2 separate regions of the Homo sapiens genome follow, and region 2 is linked to region 1. Evidence: read pairs that join two places in POLR2A ChIA-PET (ENCODE). Cell type or tissue: endothelial cell of umbilical vein. All regions are shown on one strand.

Region 1 (2,500 bases):
TGCAGAAGGCCTTGGCAGGGGGCGCGGTGGACCCCACCCAGAACAAACAATTGGGGTGGGGTCAGGGAGAACCGCCCTCCACTTACCTGTCTGGAGAGGGTCCTCTGTACCACACTGTGTGCTTCTACACACCCAGGCTGAACACCCCATGGGAGGCCCTCCACTTTAGCACCTTGACAAGAAGGGTGGGGACACTGGGATCAGGCCCAGCCCCCTGGCCCCAAACCCTGCAGCCCCAGCTGGAGGATGAGGAGATGCTGGGCTTGGGTGGGGGAATCAGGGGTGTAAAGGGGCCTGCTCACTCCTCAGCTTGGCTCAAGGCTCAAGGCATCAAAGGCTCAGCCTGCCCCTCAGGAAGGAGCCTGGGCCCAGCCAGACACTCACCAGGACAAGGGTGAATGTGACGAGCAGGAGGCCTAGAATGAGGAGAGCCACAGCATAGCCGGGGATGGAGGCATCCAGCAGGCTGGAGGCTTCAAGGCTAGCAGTGCCTAGAGCAGACCAAGAAGGCTATGGCCAGGTGGGGCCCTGCCTCCCAGACTTCTGAGAAGGCAGAATCTGGCACCAGAAGTTGCTGCGGGACCAGAGAGCTGGGGCTAGGAGCATCTTGGAGGGCTCCATGAGGAGGGGAGGCAGGTTTCAGATCAGGGCATGTAGAGGCAGCAAGCCCAAGGGAGGAGGCAGATGGACAGAGGGAGGGGGCCTGCAGAGGGAAGGAGGTACTGACCGAGGTCTGAGATGACCGTGTCTACCAAGAGGCCCTCTGCCTCCCCCAGGGTGTGCAGACCCACACGAGAGCCTGGGCTGATGCCGCCCTGAAGAAGGTGGCACCCACTCTGACGGTCAGTGGGTCCAGCCTGGTGGGAGGATCATCCCACTTCAGGGGGCTGGGCAGCCTGGGGGGCCTAAGGGAGGTCATCTCTTCCAGCCTCCTGCCTTCAACCCCAGAACCCAGGTCTGAGCCCTGGGTCACCCAGGGCCACCCTGGACCCACCGGAATTCCTCCACCACCACTGGTCAAAGTTCTGCAGAGATCTGAGGACGAGGGTCAGCTGGGGGGTCAGGAGAGGATGAAGAGGGTCACAGCTCTACCAAAGTCTTGTCCAGTCATCCCCCATCTTCCCGAGGCTTCTTCCCCGCCCCCCCACTTCATCCCGCCACTTCACCCATCTTGTCGGTTGCCCCTGAAGTGCCCAGAACTCAAGGCTGGTTTTGTCCTCCAAGGCCTTGGTGTAGGGCTGGCCCAGGATCTGCAGCCAAACTTCATACAGCACCAGCTCTGCCTTCTCCCCTAGAGCGACAGGGGTGGAGGTGGCATCGGCCTGCATCCCCTCTCCTGGAAGCCCTGGAGTGGGACACACACCCAAGCTCTAATGCTCCATCCAGGGGTCAGCTGCTGTTGGTGTAAAGGCCAAATTTCTTGCTGCCTGCTTTTGTGTGGCCCACGCGCTAAGAATGGCTTTTACATGTTTAAATGGTTGAAAACATGGAAAGTAGAGTCGTATCTTGTGACACATGAGAATTACGTGAGATGCAAACTTCCATGTCCATAAAGAAAGGTTTCTGGGAATGTGGCCACGCTTATCTGTTGACATGTTGCTAGGGCTGCTTTCTTGCTACAGGGGAGGGTTTGAGTAGGTGGTGACAGAGACCCAGTGGCCTGCAGAGCCTTAAAGAGTTCCCATCCGGCCCTTTACAGAAAACGCTTGCTAACCCCTGCACTGATCCACCTAATGGAATACACTGCCCACTCCGTGAGTTGATCCTAGTAGGAAATGTTGCTGATAATTTAACAGCTGCTGCTTTTATGTTTTATTTTGTCCCTGCTCTGGTGGGAGACATGTAAGAAAATTCACTCCCTGGGAGGAGGTCATGGTGGGGCTTGTGGCCATCAACGGTGAAGCCTCTTTAAGAGGATGCGTGGGGAGCTCTACCATCTGCTGAGAGGGTTGTGAGGGGCCCTCTGTGTTGAGGAATGAAGAGGGAACGCTGCCTGTGTGCTGGGAGCTGGCTTTCTGGGGAGCAGAAGAGATGGTGGTTCGGGCCTGCGGAGGCAGAGGCCCAAACCAATCTGGTCTCTGGGGCTGCCGGCAGGGAGAGTAGTTGTGTAGGAGTGGGTGCAGGGGCAGAGCCTGAAGGAGGGCACCCCTGACTGCACCCCCAGGAGGCTGTGGTGGTGGGGGTGGGGCAGCACTGTAGGAGGACCAGCGCCTTCTGTGGCTGAGGGGTCCTTGGAGAGCAGCTCCAGGCAATGCGTAGCTGGAGGGGACTGATTTGACCCAGCGCTCTCCTAAGCCACAATGCCCGGCCTAATGTACTGTTTATTTAAAATTCTAAGGATCTTTAATAATTTTAATAAGGATCTTTAAATAATTTTCCATGGATCATATTTTTATTGCATTTTAAAATAATTTACAATTTGCTTTCACACATATTCTCCCTCATCTGATCCTCACAACTGCCCTGGGAAGGAGGTTGGAGACAGAGTTGGGGCCTGTTA
Region 2 (2,500 bases), 120 kb before region 1:
AATCCCAGCACTTTGGGAGGCCGAGGCAGGCAGATCACCTGAGGTTAGGAATTCAAGACCAACCTGGCAAACATGGTGAAACCCCGTCTCTACTAAAAATAAAAAAATTAGCCGGGCATGGTGACATGCACCTGTAATCCCAGCTACTCAGGAGGCTGAGGCAGGAGAATCACTTGAACCTAGGAGGCAGAGGTTGCAGTGAGCCAAAACTGTGCCACTGAACTCCAGCCTGGGCAACAGAGCAAGACTCTGTCTCAAAAAACAAACAAACAAACAAAAAAAAACCTTATTAAATATAACACATAAATTCAGAAAAGTACATAAAATATAGAGATATACCTTAAGAAGCTATTGTAAATTATGTGCTCATGTAACCATCAACCTGGCCCAGAAATATATTCCAGCCAGTATCCAAGAAGCCTGCGCAGATATACCTTTCAGTTCACACCTCCCTACCTCCCACCTAGATGGACTCCTTACCCTAACCTGTATGTAATCACCTCTTTGTTCTTGGACAGTTTTCCTCTTTGGGCAGTTTTACTGCTCACGTATGAATCCATAAATAAGTGTTTCTCAGTTTTCTTTTCATTTTTGCCCCCCTAAGAAGCCTTTTTAGAAGTTTTCTTCCTAGTTTTACCCCCCTGCTCCATGGAATTTTAACACCATAGATAAATCGTATATCTGTTTATGTTCTGTGGCCCTTTGGAGGGCAGCAGACCATTTTAATAGCTAAGATTGTTTTCACTCTAAAGATCAGTTTTCACTACACTGCAGGTGATATTGCCTCCACTAAGAATGCATGCCCTAATCAACATTAGTTTTACCTATTTTTGAACTGTATATAAAGGGAATTGTACAAAATAGGTTTTGGAGTCCAGTCTCTTTTACAACTGTGTTCAAGATCCACCCATCTTGTCCCACATAGCTGTAAACCACTTTATAAACACCACAATTCTCCATTTTATTGGAATGAACACTTGGGTTTTCTATTTGGTGCTATTATAAACGATGCTGCTCTGAACATTCCTGTGTCTCCTGGTACGCCTAAGTACTCACGTCTTAACGGAGAATATGTCTACGAGATTCCTGAACCATAGGGTATGAGTATCTTCTACTTTACCAAATTGTTTTCCAAAGCACTTGTACAAATATACGCACCCCACTGGAAGTATATGGGGTCCTGTAACTATTTTCTTACCTTAAAAGAGAAGTTAAGCAAAATATATTCTATGCCTTCTTTTTCTTTTAAGATCTGAAGATCACTGTGCAAAGGACTATCAGGGTCAACCCTAAGAATTACAAAACAAAAAACAGTTCAAATAAAAAGTTAGAGATTTTTTTTTTTAACTAAACTCAAAAATGAACTAGTATGACAGCTAAAATAGAGCACCTAGGGCAAGTTCCAGAAAGAGAAGGTCTAAAGCTGCTCTGTATCACCAGGAAAAATAGAGGTCACCATAGGTTCCAGCTCCTTGGGAATAAATGTCCAAAAGAGACCATAATACTCTAAATCTAATCTAGTAAAGGAGTTCAGAGTTTGCAGTCACTCTAAAGGAAAATAGTCACATGAATATAATTTTCTCAAGAACTCAAAAAAAGTTTAGGAAAGCATATTAAACTTACATTATTAGCCAAAGGGTTCAAGGAGAAAAGTTTGCCATGGTCAGAACTATGAAAACTTAAATCACTAAAAAAACCTGTATTTGTCTACAACTGTCCTATATATACAGGTCTAATTTGAATCCCACCTCCCCCCAACTTTTTTTTTTTTTTTTTTTTTTTTTTTAAGAGACCGGGTGCCTCATTCTGTTGCCCAGGCTGGAATATAGTGATACGATCGTGACTCACTGCAGCCTTGATGTCTGGAGTGCAAGATCTTCCTGCCTCAGCCTCCCACCACCCCCAGTAGCTGGGACTACAGGTGTACTCCACCATGCCTGGCTAATTTTTTTTTTTTTGTAGAGATGAAGTCTTGCTATGTTGCCCAGGCTGGTCTCAAACTCCTGGGCTCAAGAGATCCTCTCACCTCAGTCTCCCAAAGTGCTGTATATATTTCAAATATAAACTGGTTATCACAGTCTCATGAAGTTATTAAATACACTTTTGTTTTTAAGTTCCCCTGCTCTAACTCCATAAAACACTTTATCCCGCAGCTGGTCCCTCTTTCTGTCCTTCCTCTTTCTCACTTTCTTATTAGACCTCAGCAACAGCTCATTTAAACAATCTAAGAACTATTTCTATAGAAACAAAGTCTAAAGTTCTAAGTAAAAGCCATAGTATAAAGGTATCAAGTTAGAAGGAAAATAACCTCCACTGTGATAGTCTACCATTGCAAAGAGTGGGTGAGCATTAAAAAGCCACTTACTTCTGCAGTTTAACATGCCAGTCATATAAACTGTCATTTATGAGTTCCACTGAATAAATCCCTGTTAAGATATAGAGCATGTTAGCTACTCTTCATTTCATCATATAACTATTACTATGGTATAAATGTATACAC

The links. ChIA-PET counts read pairs that join two places held together with the same protein. Peaks named below come from ENCODE experiments on the same cell type or tissue, not always from the same donor. Only the 100,000 strongest peaks of a DNase experiment are listed, where the experiment ranks them.
Region 2: POLR2A ChIA-PET joins it to region 1 with 7 read pairs; 4 of 35 experiments call an interaction of 5 or more read pairs at or near these places.

The regions. Positions count from the first base shown.
Region 1 is chr15:75,760,014-75,762,513 of GRCh38, reverse strand. MIR4313 (microRNA 4313) reads left to right here and starts at 199; the gene lies at 199-299. LOC101929408 (a long non-coding RNA gene) reads right to left here. Exons shown (of 4, transcript XR_932487.3): 2 at 385-491; 3 at 87-172. In endothelial cell of umbilical vein, no CTCF peak of the experiment used is centred here; no DNase peak of the experiment used is centred here.
Region 2 is chr15:75,877,887-75,880,386 of GRCh38, reverse strand. It overlaps UBE2Q2 (ubiquitin conjugating enzyme E2 Q2), which reads right to left. Exons shown (of 13, transcript NM_173469.4): 7 at 2,366-2,426; 8 at 1,199-1,289. Among named protein-coding and RNA genes, the nearest start is that of FBXO22, 25 kb to the left of the region's middle. In endothelial cell of umbilical vein, no CTCF peak of the experiment used is centred here; no DNase peak of the experiment used is centred here.